Linked DNA regions of Mus musculus: region 2 is linked to region 1. The links are chromatin contacts, found by POLR2A ChIA-PET in ENCODE. All regions are on one chromosome and are shown on one strand. The core of a region is the stretch at or near the end of the contact, and the rest is flanking DNA. Distances in the headings are between cores, read along the strand shown.

What was found. ChIA-PET counts read pairs that join two places held with the same protein, here RNA polymerase II (POLR2A).
Region 2: POLR2A ChIA-PET joins it to region 1 with 42 read pairs in embryonic stem cell. The contact joins the enhancer-like site here to the promoter of Rbm25 in region 1. POLR2A ChIA-PET finds 5 or more read pairs at or near these places in 4 of 5 experiments (Patski and embryonic stem cell).

What each region holds. Positions count from the first base shown.
Region 1 is chr12:83,629,385-83,636,136 of GRCm38, reverse strand. Rbm25 (RNA binding motif protein 25) reads right to left here and starts at 3,894. Exons shown (of 19, transcript NM_027349.4): 1 at 3,720-3,894.
Region 2 is chr12:83,575,575-83,582,326 of GRCm38, reverse strand. All of the region lies in intron 2 of Zfyve1 (zinc finger, FYVE domain containing 1), which reads left to right. Among named protein-coding and RNA genes, the nearest start is that of Gm51952, 17 kb to the right of the region's middle. Within about 2 kb of position 2,931, at least 1 of the 3 ENCODE cell types and tissues checked has a DNase peak (open chromatin) inside an H3K27ac peak, as active enhancers do.

The sequences.
Region 1 (6,752 bases), core at 2,645-5,144:
AATACACCACAGTATTTGTGGGTATAGTGGCAACACATCTGAAATTTAGTAGCAAAACATGTCAAAAGAAAACTACTGAAAGGAGAAAAGAACAAAAGTAAACTGGCAAAAACACTGTCTAAGGAACCTGAGTTAGAATGGTTGAGAATTCACTGTACTTTGGGTAACTTTTAAATTATGTCAAAGTAAAGATAAAACTGTAGAATAACATGGGTCTGTCAGGACTACATAATGTGTTCAAGGCCTGGGCTAGAATAAGGACTGCTGTTTCAAAGAGTTAAGAAAAGAGTAAAGAAGGGCTGGAGAGATAGCTCAGAAGTGAAGAGCACTCACTGGCTGTTCTTCCAGAGGTCCTGAGTCCAATTCCCAGCAACCCCATGGTGGCTCACAACCATCTGTAATGAGATCTGATGCCCTCTTCTGGTGTGTCTGAAGACAGCTATTGTGTACTCATATAAATAATAATTTTTTTTAAAGAAAGAAAAGATTAAAGGAAAAACAGCAATATTAATAATTCTTATTAGTATTTTCTCCAAATACTTAAAAAAAATGTTTTAAGTACAAAAGAAGCTAAGCTTGGTACATGCCTATTACCCAGCACTGGAGAGGCCAGGACCAGAGAAGCCTGAGTTTGATACCAGCATGGGCTACTTACTGAAACTCAAAAAACCAGAACAAAGGTATCCAAGAAGGCTTTAAGAAGGAATCAAAATCTCCTTGAGGAATGTGGGATAGCTGTAAAACAAGAGAGAAAAGAACTGAAGCTCTCTAACTCAAGGAAACAAAGCTTGCCTAACAAGTCCACTGCCCTGGATTTGTTCCCCAGCATCACAGTAACTCTATATTAACCCTCAAAACATTCAAAGACTAGGTATGGTAGTACACACCTTTAATCCTAGCACTTGTGAGGCAGAGGCAGTAGATCTCTATGAGTTGGGAGGACAGCTTTGTCTACATAGTGAGTTCCTGTCTCAAAAAGCTTTTTGTTAACATTAAAAAATATGGGCTGGTGAGATGGCTCAGTGGGTAAGAGTACCCGACTGCTCTTCCAAAGGTCCGGAGTTCAAGTCCCAGGAACCACATGGTGGCTCACAACCATCCATAACAAGATCTGACGCCCTCTTCTGGTGTGTCTGAAGACAGCTACAGTGTACTTACATATAATAAATAAGTAAATCTAAAAAAAAAATTAAAAAAAAAAAAAAAAACATTAAAAAATATAAAGAACAGTTTTCCAAGATGGTGATTACTTTTAACAGTGCTAATTTAATATTAACTTTTCTCAAAGCTATGAAACAACAAATTTTCCTCACATAAATAAGGAAAATAAACTGAAAACTTTTCTGTGGCTAAAAAAGTAATGTGAAGCCGGGTGTGGTGGCGCACGCCTTTAATCCCAGCACTTGGGAGGCAGAGGCAGGCAGATTTCTGAGTTCAAGGCCAGCCTGGTCTACAGAGTGAGTTCCAGGAGAGCCAGAGATACACAGAGAAACCCTGTCTCGAAAAAAAAAAAAAAAAAGTAATGTGAAAAGCCCTTGACCTGAAGTCAATAACTCAACACAACATTGTTAACACGCACAAGTGTGTGTATCTTCATTCAGACACAGCATTGCAATAAAAAGATAATCACAGAATAGATCTATTAGCCAAAATTATTAATACACAATGGCTAAATGCAAAACACTATTTTTTTCCCTAGAAGTTTTTTGGTATCCTACCAAAAGAAAGGAAGAAGATAGCGCAGCAGTTACAAAAACTTACTGCTCTTCCGGAGGACCTAGGTTTCATTCCCAGAACCCATATGGTGTTTCACTGCCATTTTAAAATTCCAGTTCTTGGAGATCCTTTCCTGGCCTCTGGCCTCACCAGGCACAAATACAGTATACAAACATATATGGAAGCAAAACACCCAATCAACCCATCCACACAAAATATATTTAAAATTCTTAGCAGAAAATACTTTTGTGACACCTTCCTCACACACAAAAAAGAGATAATCCCAGAATGACTTGATGCCAACATGTTTTTTCCTTGTAAAAGTCCTCAATATCCTTTTTCTCTCCTAGATTCCTTGGTGTACAAGGGTTACCGTCTGTATCCAAGAAGCTAATTTGTTCAGGGAAACACAGTAAGTGGGTGTAGACTCCAAAGTTCCCCACTGAGAAATTACCAATTCAAAAGTTTCATGAAACCACAAGGTCTCAATTCCCTACCAGTGGAGAAAGTAAGGAGCTTAAATATGTTAAAGTCTACTCTAAGTACACAGGAAGAAATGTAAAAAGTCTCTGAAACGTCTGACTCTTAATTCTTAAGTAACACCATTTATTAGTATAAGCCAACATCATGTTATACAAAATTTTAGTGAGCATTTTACATACATTTTTTCCAGTCCCAAAGTCCAACCTGTGAAGTGGATCGAAATGTAACTCTCATTTTACTGATGAAGAAAATCAAGACTTAAAAAAGTTTAATAAGCACATTGTCTGCTTGAATCACAACTGAGCAATTGAATGTCTTATGAGAACACTGAACTCTTTGAAATATCTTTTATAAAAAAATTAAAGTTCTCACAAAATTACATTCGTGGTGTGAATACTCCCCGTTAAACTATCAACCTTTCTTAAATCTATATACAGGCTTACAAGAATCAATATCATACAGCGACCCTCTTACTTGTGGGGAAAAAAAACAAGAGATTTTTAAACTGAAGAGAAACTGAAATTGAGGGTGCTCACAGACAACACACAAAAAAACTGTTTATACAATACTGCCTCTACCTGATTCACCTTATTTCACTAAAGCACTATGATACAAGAGAAGCCCAATCTTTTCCCTCCTTTTGGTCGGCTTTACTCTGACCTGTATCAAAATGGCATTTCCACGTCAATATAAATCCATTATTACATAACTTCAAGATAACCTTCATACTCTTATTTCGAAAACTGTATTTAAAAATCAATACTGAAAACAAAAGGAGGGCAGCATATTTTAATATGAAGAAGGCTGGTGCCGCCTAGAATGAATGGAGAGATCCTTTACAGCATCCCTCCCAATCGGAAAGGGGATCAGACGGTGAAACTCATCACTAGCTCCAACAAGCAGGAAAGGTGCTTTAAAACCAAAAAAGTGGCCACTCGATAAACTCAAGGAGGGGTGGGGCCCGTTCTTTTGGCGGCTGGCACTAGACTACCAGACAGAAAAGAAATCCGTTGGTGGCCCGCACCTCGCTCCAAGAGTGGGCGCAGGCTACTTTCAAGGCGCAGCCTGGAGGCACTTGAGTCCTCGGCCCCGGAAACCTACTGAGAGGTGGCTCTGGAGGCCCCGAGGAGACAAGGGCCTCCGGGCCGACCGATCCTAGCCCTGGCTAAGACAGGAGCCCCGTCAGGGCCCGAGGCGATTCGCTCCCAAACTGAAACGGAAGCCAATAGACAAAGTGGGCGACAAAAAATAAAATAAAATTCCCGGAGGACCGCTCCGGCCGTGGGCCCGGCCTCCCCGGGCTCCTGGTTCACTGGTTTTTCCGAGGCCTTGGAGGGGAAGAGAAGCCCGAGCCGCGTGCCCGTCCCCTCCCCCACCCCGCCCCGTCTCCCCACCCCCCCCCACCCCCCACCCCGCTGGGCCTCCACAGCGGCCCTGGCTTCTCCGCCGCCGCCTCCTCCTCCCGCAGCTGAGGTAGCAGGTCGAGCGGTTTCCTCACGCGTTCGGAAGCGTGGACTCACCCGCCGCTAAGAAAACGGTACTGTCTTCGCGGCCTCTGGGCGTCAGGTGATGGAGTGGGGCTCCACCGGTTCGAGGTGTCTGCGCGCCGCCCGACTCTAGAGACTGGTTCCGAAGCGCCTACTCGCCTAGGCCGCAAAACACAGCCGCGCTGCGCGGGGAGCTCCTGGAGGGCTTCCTCTTGCCCGGCGTGCACTGCGCCAGGAGGCGTGGAAAGGGATAACCATAGAGAAGGTGATGCCTAGATAGTCTCCGCCGTCGCCTCTGACTCATTAAGTACAGAGGGATGACCATAGAGTGGGATTGTCTAGTGGGACCTAGAGAGGCTCGAGCTGTAAATTACCACCCACCCTGCCATTTTTGATTGGAGCCGATTGAATCTTATGACTGTGCGACGCCATCTTGAGGTCAAGGTTCCGGCTGGTTACTCGCGCGGGGCTTGTTACAGGTTTTCTCACATTTTTTGGTAGTTCGTTTTCCAGGAATTAGAACCTTGGTCTCCTGATTCTTGGAGGTTCGATGACCTGATACCTGGGCGGGACCGAGAACCTCAATAGAAAGCCCAGATGTCATTTGTTCTTCGCAAAGTACTGCTCACACCAAGAAATAACTGGCAACGGCTATATTGGGTTTTTTGGACTTTTTGTGCGTACACACACTATATCTTAGGCGAGGTAACAGGGTCAAAGAGGTAACTAGATGCTTGGTATCTTCAGAAACCTGTAAGAATATTTAATGCAACTTTCCGCAGTGTGCGAATGACTAAAAATACTAAAACAGTGAAAATGAATACTCACAAATTACTGGGTTATCCAAATTATGGAATTTATAAGCAGTATCTGCTGCTTTTGTTTCCTGTTACTCAGAAGGATTTTATAATTCGTTTACAAGGAGCTTGTCTCTCTGAAGGTGGAGAGTGAGATTTATTCCTGTCCTGGGAGAGCTGGAGTCCTGGGATAACAAATAGCAAACCTTGGTTGGTTAGTGTATTAGTCAGGGTTCTCTAGAGTCACAGAACTTATGGATAATTTCTAAATAGTAAAGGAATTTATTGATGACTTACAGTCGGCAGCCCAATTCCCAACAATGGTTCAGTCGCAGCTGTGAATGGAAGTCCAAGGATCTAGCAGTTACTCAGTCTCACGCAGCAAGCAGGCGAAGGAGCAAGAGCAAGAGCTAGAGCTAGACTCCCTTCTTCCAATGTCCTTATATTGTCTCCAGCAAAAGGTGTAGCCCAGATTAAAGGTGTGTTCCACCACACCTTTAATCCCAGATGAAAGGCATAGCCCAGATTAAAGGTGTGTTCCTTAACTCGGAGATTCAATCTTCTGGAATCCATAGCCACTATGGCTCAAGATCTTCAAACCAAGATCCAGATAAGGATCTCCAAGCCTCCAGATAAGGGTCACTGGTGAGCCTTCCAATTCCGAATTGTAGTTCATTCCAAATATTGTCAAGTTGACAACCAGGAATAGCCACTACAATCCACCCCTTGTCAACTTGACACAAATAATATCTCATGTTCACATGAAACAATAACAAGGTTGTAAATACGCCTAACATGATATAACTATCCCTCGTACAATCGCAAACGCATTAGTAAATTTACAATGGGCATTCATATTACTTTATAATCCTCGTTTCTGCAACTGGTTACGTGGCCTTAATTGGTATTTATAACTACCTTCCTCTACTACCCATTCTGTATTTCCTTCACCTTCAGCCAGCACCTCAGCAGGTCTTGGCTCTTTTCCTGGAGGATTGACCCATACCTTCATTCCTGATGGGTCTGCGTCCTTTGTCATCCTGCTTGGATTAGGCTGTTGTAGTTTCCCATTGACTTTAATCACAGGACATGGTAGTACTAAGAGACGCCCTAAGGGATCTCCTGCACTCCAGACATAATCTTGCTTACCACCATTGTGAAGAGGTAATCCAATTTCCCCATGGTAATCTGGATCTATCACCCCTCCTAACACTGTTATTCCTTTTTTAGCCTGTTGGTTTAAGGGCATTAGAAGCCCAAAATGACCAGGGGGAAGTCTGAGCTTCCAGTTCAATGAAATGTTTGTTGTAGCTCCTGGTAGGAGCACTCCCCTCTCTGGAGCCAAAACTTCTAGGCCAGCAGAACCTAGAGTTATGGGGACAGGAAGCAAAAATTTTCCTAGAGGGTCACTAGGAGTGATAGTAAGTGGAACTATTCCTTTTTCCACCCCTTGATTCCTGGACCCATGAATCCTGGCTATGGGTGAAACTGTACCATATATCGAGCGCTGATTCAAAGCATATACTGCCTTCTGAAGAACTCTGCCCCAGCCTTCCAAGCTGTTACCACCTAATTGGCGCTGTAACTGCGTCTTCAAAAGGCCATTCCATCTTTCTATCAGCCCAGCTGCTTCAGGATGATGGGGAATGTGGTAAGACCAGTGAATTCCATGATCGTGAGCCCACTGTCGTACTTCTCTGGCTGTGAAATGAGTTCCTTGGTCAGAAGCAATACTGTGTGGAATACCATGACGATAGATGAGGCATTCTGTCAGTCCGTGAATGGTGGTTTTAGCAGAGGCATTACGTGCAGGAAAGGCAAATCCATAACCAGAATAAGTATCTACTCCAGTAAGAACAAAACGCTGTCCTTTCCACGAAGGAAGTGGTCCAATGTAGTCAACCTGCCACCAGGTTGCTGGCTGGTCACCTCGAGGAATGGTGCCATATCTGGGGCTCAGTGTTGGTTTCTGCTGTTGGCAGATCTGGCAATCAGCAGCAGCTGTAGCCAGGTCAGCCTTGGTGAGTGGAAGCCCATGTTGCTGAGCCCAAGCATAACCTCCATCTCGACCACCATGGCCACTTTGTTCATGTGCCCATTGAGCAATGACAGGGATGGCTGGGGAGAGAGGCTGATTGTCCACAGAACGGGTCATCTTATCCACTTGATTATTGAACTCCTCCTCAGCTGAAGTCACCTTTTGGTGAGCATTTACATGGGACACAAATATCTTCACATCCTTTGCCCATTTGGAGAGATCTATCCACAT
Region 2 (6,752 bases), core at 1,682-4,181, 53 kb after region 1:
GAATTCCAGACCTTTCCAGTCACGGGACACTCTGGGGACAATGGAGTGGGAGAAAGTGATCTTTGTCTTTACCAAATGTACTCAGGGTTTATGAGGCCAAACTTGTGACTCCAGTCACCTTAAGAAAACATTTGATAGGGAACTGGCTTTGCTTCTAAAAAGGAACTCCATCTCACGTGTGAATCCAACCCAGAGTAAGTGTGCACTCCATTAGGGTAGAGTGCACGTGCACCTTCCGAACCGCCTGTGATTTAAAAGCAGGGTTTCTAGAACTTTCTGATCATCTGCTGTCTAGAACATCTCGTCATTTAAAGGAACGGAACCTTTGTTGGGACTTCTTTAAGACTAGACTACTGATGTGTTTGACATAATTTTAGTAAAGCCCTATTTGATTCATTTCTTTTTATTTTATGTACATTGGTGTTTTGTTTGCATGAATGTCTGTGTGAGGGCATCAGATCCCCTGGAACTGGAGTTACAAGCAGTTTTGAACTACTATGTGGGTGTTGGGAATTGAACCTGGGTCCTCTGGAAGAACAGCCAGTGCTCTTAACCTGTCATCCATCCCAGCATATTTGAAAGAATATAAATTAGACCTTTTTATTCAGTCAAGATAAAAATTAGACTGTGAACATAAATCATTGTCTGATATTCTTTTACTTTGGGAGAGTTGAAGTCTCCAGGGCCTCACGCATGATCTGCTGCTGAGTTCCTTATGGTTTTTAAAAAGATTTTTTAAAAAGTTATTTAGTTTTATGAACATTGGTGTTTTGCCTGCGCATGCATATGTATAATCTGTGTGAGGGTGCCAGATTTTTTTGGAGGTAGGTTGGTGCTGGGAATTGAATCCCAGTCCCTTGGAAGTGCTTTTAACCGCTGAGCTATCATCTTTTCAGGCCAATTTAAAAATAAATCTATTTATTATTTTTTATTTATGAGTGTATAGACATGCCTGTGAGTGAATGCCATACATGTGCGGGTGCCCGTGGATGCCAGGAGATGTCAGATTCCTTGGAGCTGCAGTTATAGGAGGGTTTGGCCTGCCTGACATTGGCACTGGAACTCAGATCCTCTGGGAGAGCAGTAAGTGCTCTTAACTGCTAAGCCAACTCTCCTGTCCTGTTCTTTTGAATTCTATGGAAATAGTTTGGGGTTTCTTAAGGGAAAAATCCCTCACTTTCTACCTCTTTCCTTCCTCTACAAGAAGAGAAGATGTAGCACTGGGGGTGTTCATGTGTGGTTTGCCAGCATCTGGCTAGTGATGGGGACAAGGTGAACTTAGCATATGCCTGGACTATAGAAAAACTCTACTTGTATTTTAGGGTACTGGTCTCAGTTGTAATTAGAGAATCTCTTGGTTTCTTTGGCTCTCTTCCTCTGAACTCAGCCAAAAAAGATAAGAAAGCAAAGTGAACTAGAAACCAACAAATACAAATCATTAATAGAAACTCAGTGTTGAGGATAACTGCCCATATAAATTAGTTAAGAATCTCAGAGGAAAATGATAAACTAATCACTTGTTGGATTGGGGTAGGACTTATCACGAGGTTTCTGTTGTGATGGGGTCAGGGAGCTCTGGATAGTGCTTTGTGTTACTTGGGGATGGGGATGGTTTGGGGTTGCTGGCACTGGGAACAGCTTAGCAAACTTGAGAGGGATGTCTGATCATAGTTGGTGCAGATCTGATCTACTTTAGAGGCCAGGACTAGAAGGGCCTCCATGTTGAGCAACTCAGAGTGCTTCCTGGTGCCTTTGTAGCTTATCTTCTAGAGTCTGGCTGGGCTATAATTCCCTTCCTCTCCTCTCTCCTCAGCTCATTGGCTCTTTCATTGCTGCTTTTCCCTTCCCAGGGTTGCTGGGGGAAAGTCCATGTGTGTGCATGCTTCCTGACCCATTCTGAGTACTAAGATGCGATCTTTGGAGTCATTGCTGCTGCCCACTTGGATCAGAGGCGGCCGGCTGGTGCCTTCCTCCCATGAAATACTCTGATTTCCAAATAGAAATAGTAGGGATCTTTGAGAACTGTTCATTCATTTTACAAAATACTTGGAATGTTACACAAATTAAGTTTTTTAGTAAGTCGGAAAGTGGGAGAAGTGGGTAAGATAGAGGTGCTATTGGGTTTCTTTCTGAAAGATTGATTTTTTTTTTAATTGTGTTTGTGTCTCTGTGTGGCTCTATGCACGTGAGTGTAGGTTAGGGGCATTGGGTCCCCCAGAGCTGGGTTCCATTCCTGATGAGGTGCCGGAGTGGAAGAGTAGTACATGCTCTGAACTGCTGAGCCATCTTCCCCCTTGTGGGCTCCTTTCAGCTTAATATTTGTTAGGTGTTGCTTTACTAAGAGTCAGCTGCAGCACCACTATCAATAATGCGTTGCTTTGTTTTGTTTTGTTTTGCTTGAGAAAGGGTCTCTTTATGTAGCTCTGGCTGGCCTGGAACTAAGAGATCTCCCTACCTCTGTTCCCCGAGTGCTGGGATTAAAGGCATGTGCCACTACTGTCTGGCAATAATGCACTTTTGTTTAATTTCTTTGTTTTTTGTTTTTGTTTTTTTGAGACAAGCCTCACCAGGCTTGGCAGCAAGTGTTTTTACCCATCTTGTGTGGCTCCTGACCCTCTGTGAGGCAGAGTCTCACTATGTATCCCCTGGCTGGCCTAGAACTCATGGAGGTCCTCCTTGCCTCTGCCTCCTAGGTATTGAGATTCAAGATACATGCCACCACTTCTTGTTAATGCCTTCTTTTGTTTAGTGGGAGAAGAAAGGCGTTATTTGAAGTGTGTGGTGAGAACTTTTAGGTGGAGCTGGCTTGCCTCAGGCCACGCTGAGTTGCTGTCTGGGTGACAGGCAGGAGGGAGCCTAGTTGCTCTCGCAGCACACTTGGGTGTTTTCCCAGTGGGCTGATTCTAAGTACTAATGGCTCCTGTTCTCACTGTGTGCCACACACTGGGCTGTGCCCTTTGCTATTTATCTTAGATTGGACTTTTATCTTAGGCTGTCCTCCTTGTCCCCACAGGGTTGGGCTGCCAGTTGTTATCTAATGTCCTGGAGGCTTCCTAGTGAAGTAGCTCTTTCAAGGCCCAGCCAGCAGTGGCTCAGCTCTGGGTGGAGCTGCTAACTTGCCTGAGGTTTCAAGAGTCCAGGCTCCAGGAGGGGCAAAGGTGATGTTGCTCCTGCTTTTGTTTTTGTTTCAGGACCAAGGACTATTTCAGTCTGTCAGAATTGGGTGGGGTGACAAGGACTGCTCACCTCAGAAGTGGGTGAAGGTGGGGTGGATGAGTATAAGCACACAGATGAGAGAAGCTGGGGCCATGGCCCTTCCAGAGCCTTCTTTCCTTCCTTACCAAAGGGAACCTGTCTTTTTGTTTTTGAGATGTGGTCTCAGCAGGTAGTCAGTCATGGCTCACCCAGAGCTCCTCTGTAGCCCTGATCCTCCAGCGTCAGGCTCTGGTGCCCTGGCCGCTTTCTTTTTTTCTTTTTTTTTTTTTTTCCTTTTTTAAATTTTTATTAGATATTTTCTTTACTTACATTTCAAATGTTATCCCCTTTTCTGGTTTCCCCTCCAGGGACCTCCTGTTCCCCACCCCACCGCCCTTCTTGACTTTTGCTTTTCCTAGCCATCTAAATGAAGGCAACTGAGTCTTTTCTGGCTGAGGGAAAGTTGTCTACAGTTGTTTAGTAGTGTTACCAGGGAGCAAAGGAATGTGGAAGACAGGAAGGAGGGTGAGGCCTGCCTTCAGGTTTGCCCAGCAGGTTTTCCTCATCTGTTCATTTTATTGTTTATCTGTTTATTTTATTTGTGGGGCCAGTGGAGGTCAAATGGATATGTCCTTACTTTACATAAGAAAAAAGCCACTTGCACATGCCGCTTGCTCATAGACCACCAGAAGGCAGGTTGCTAAGGGTTTGGAGTTCTTTCTCTTGGTCTGAGGCTATACCCAACAAAAAACCATATGGGTTTAGTATGTCTTAGGATACTAAATACCGGGTAATATTCCAGATGTTAGTTTTATCATATGTACATATACACAGACACACAGAGACTTATGTGTGTGGTAACTTTGCTTGCTTTTCTTCTTTCTCTCTTTCTTTCTTTCAAGATAGATTTTGCTCCATAGCTTCTGCTGACCTTGAATTCAAGAGCCTCCTGCTGTCTTTGCTGCTGTCTTGCCTCAAGAGTACTGGGATTACAGGGGTGTGTAAGCACACCTAGCTTATTTGTATATTATGTACATCATTTCGAGAGCATATTGTTAAGCTAGAAACACTTAATTCTGACCTAGATACCAGTTGCTGCTTGTGGGTTGATTTTCACGGGAGACCCTGAAGGCCTAGGCTTCCTTGCCTCTGGTCTGGGCATGTAGACAGTCATTCCCTCCGGCTACCCTGGCCTTAGCTGACTCCTTACTAGGAGAAGTTATGGGGCTTTTGTTTGTGTCTTGCTGGCCACCTTAGCAACTTGGAACCAGACTGGCTGAGTGACGCAGGTGCAAACGGACTGTTCTTTGTCACTTAAGATTTTTTGGTTGGTTTGTTTCTTGAGACAGGGATTCACTATATTGTAGCCCTGGCTGCCCTGGAACTCAACTATGTAGATCAGGCTGGCCTCAGAGAGGTTCACTTGCCTCTCTTTCCCCAGAACTGGGATGAAGGCCCATGCCACCACACCTGTTCGCCGCTAGGGTTAAACTCTGGGCTTGTGCGGCAAGTGCTTGGATCTGATGAGCTTTTTTTTTTCCCTTGTTTTTTTTTGTTTTGTTCTGCTTTGTTTTTGTTTTTTTGAGGCAGGGTTTCTCTGTGTAGCTCTGGCTGTCCTGGAACTCACTGGGACCCACATAGTGAAAAAAGAGAGCCAACTCCTTCAACAGAATCGCCATGCCTTCCATATTGTGCCAATGCACTCATGTACACACACACACACACACATTGTATTTTAAGAAAAAAAAAAAAAAAGAGGTGGGGGACTGGAGAGATGACCCAGTGTTTAAAGAGCACTTGCTGTTCCTCTAGAGTTCCCAGCACCCACATGGTGGCTCACAACTGCCTCTAGCTCCAACTCAGGTTATGTGACTTCATCTTTTAGCTTCTAAGGGCAGCATGAGCCACGTGCAAACACACACACACACACACACACACACACACACACACAGTGCATAGACATACAGGCAAAACACCCATATACATAAAATAATAATTAAAAAAAACTTTAAAATTTAGATCGGAGTGGTGGTGCACGTCTTTAACCCCAACATTCTGGGAGGAGGCAGTTACACAGTTAGACAGTTAGATCCTGTCTCAAAAAAGAAAAGAGGAGAGAAAGAAAAGAAAGAAAGAATATGTTTTGCCAAATGAGCAGTTGGTAAGGCTACACAAGTGTGAGGGTGTCAATCCTCAGATCCACACACAGAGTGTGCGTCTGTCATCCCGTGCTGTGTGCTGAGACGGGAGGCGGGGGCCAGAGACCCCCGGGAAGCCTTCAGGCTAGTGAGCCTGGGAAAGCAGGGATGTAGAACACAGACGGACACTGTCTGAACCGTGGTGTGGCAGAGACGGACACAGAGGTGGCTCTCTGACTCCATGGAGTGCCAAGGCAGATACACACCCACATTCAACACATACACCCCAGAAAGTTCTACAGAATCAAGTCAAAGTAAGGACACATGTAAGAAATGACTTAAAGGTGAACATAATAGTTATGAATTGCAATATTGGTTAGGAAAAGACTCGTCCTTCTTCATGGTTAAATGACAGCCATTGTGGGATGTACCACAGTCTGCTCATGCTTTCACCAGTCGACGGGTGTTTGACTATTTGGACTTTTTGGTTGATATGGGTAATGCTGCTGCTTATATTCATATATGGAGAGGTTTTATGTGGACATTTGTTTTCAGTTGCTGGATATAAACCTAGAAATAGAATTTCTGAGTCACAGGAGTCTTGCATGTAACTAAACTTTTTTTTTTTTTTTCTTTCGGGACAGGGTTTCTCTGTGTAGCCCTGGCTGTCTTGGAACTCACTCTGTAGACCAGGCTGGCCTCGAACTCAGAAATTCGCCTGCCCCTGCCTCCCAGGTGCTGGGATTAAAGGCATGTTCCACCATGCCCGACTTTATACTTTTCTGTATTGCATTTTTAAAATTATTTTATATGTGGGTATCTTATTTATGTGTGTATGTATATATATATATATATATGTGTATGTGTGTGTATGTATATATACACACATATACATACATACATACATACACATGTCCTTCCATGTACCACGTGCATGTCTGCTGCCCATGGATGCCAGAGAAGGTATAGGAGCCCCTGAAACTGGAGTTACAGACTGCTGTAAGCTGTTACATGGATCCCGAGAATTGAACCTGGATCCTGTATATGCAGCTAGTGCTCTTAATCACTGAGCCATCCCTCCAGCTCATCTTTTCACTGTCTTGGTGACTTTGTAGACCGTGGTCTTAAGCTACTAATTTACTCCTTTCTTTTTAGAAACTATTGGCTAACCCAAGAATAGCATGCTTTCTTTTAAGGCCTTTACAGTTTGAGCTCTTTATTAAATTTTTGTTTCTCAGCTGTGTGGTGCTATGTAAGTATGTGCACGAGAATGCAGGTGCCTATGGAAACCATAAGAGGGCATCTGATGCCCTGGAGCTAGAGTCACAGGGTTAGGAGGCTCTCAGTGCGGGTTCTAGGAACCAAATTCAGGTTCTCTCTAAGAGCAGCCAGAACTTTAAATCATCAAACTGCTTCATC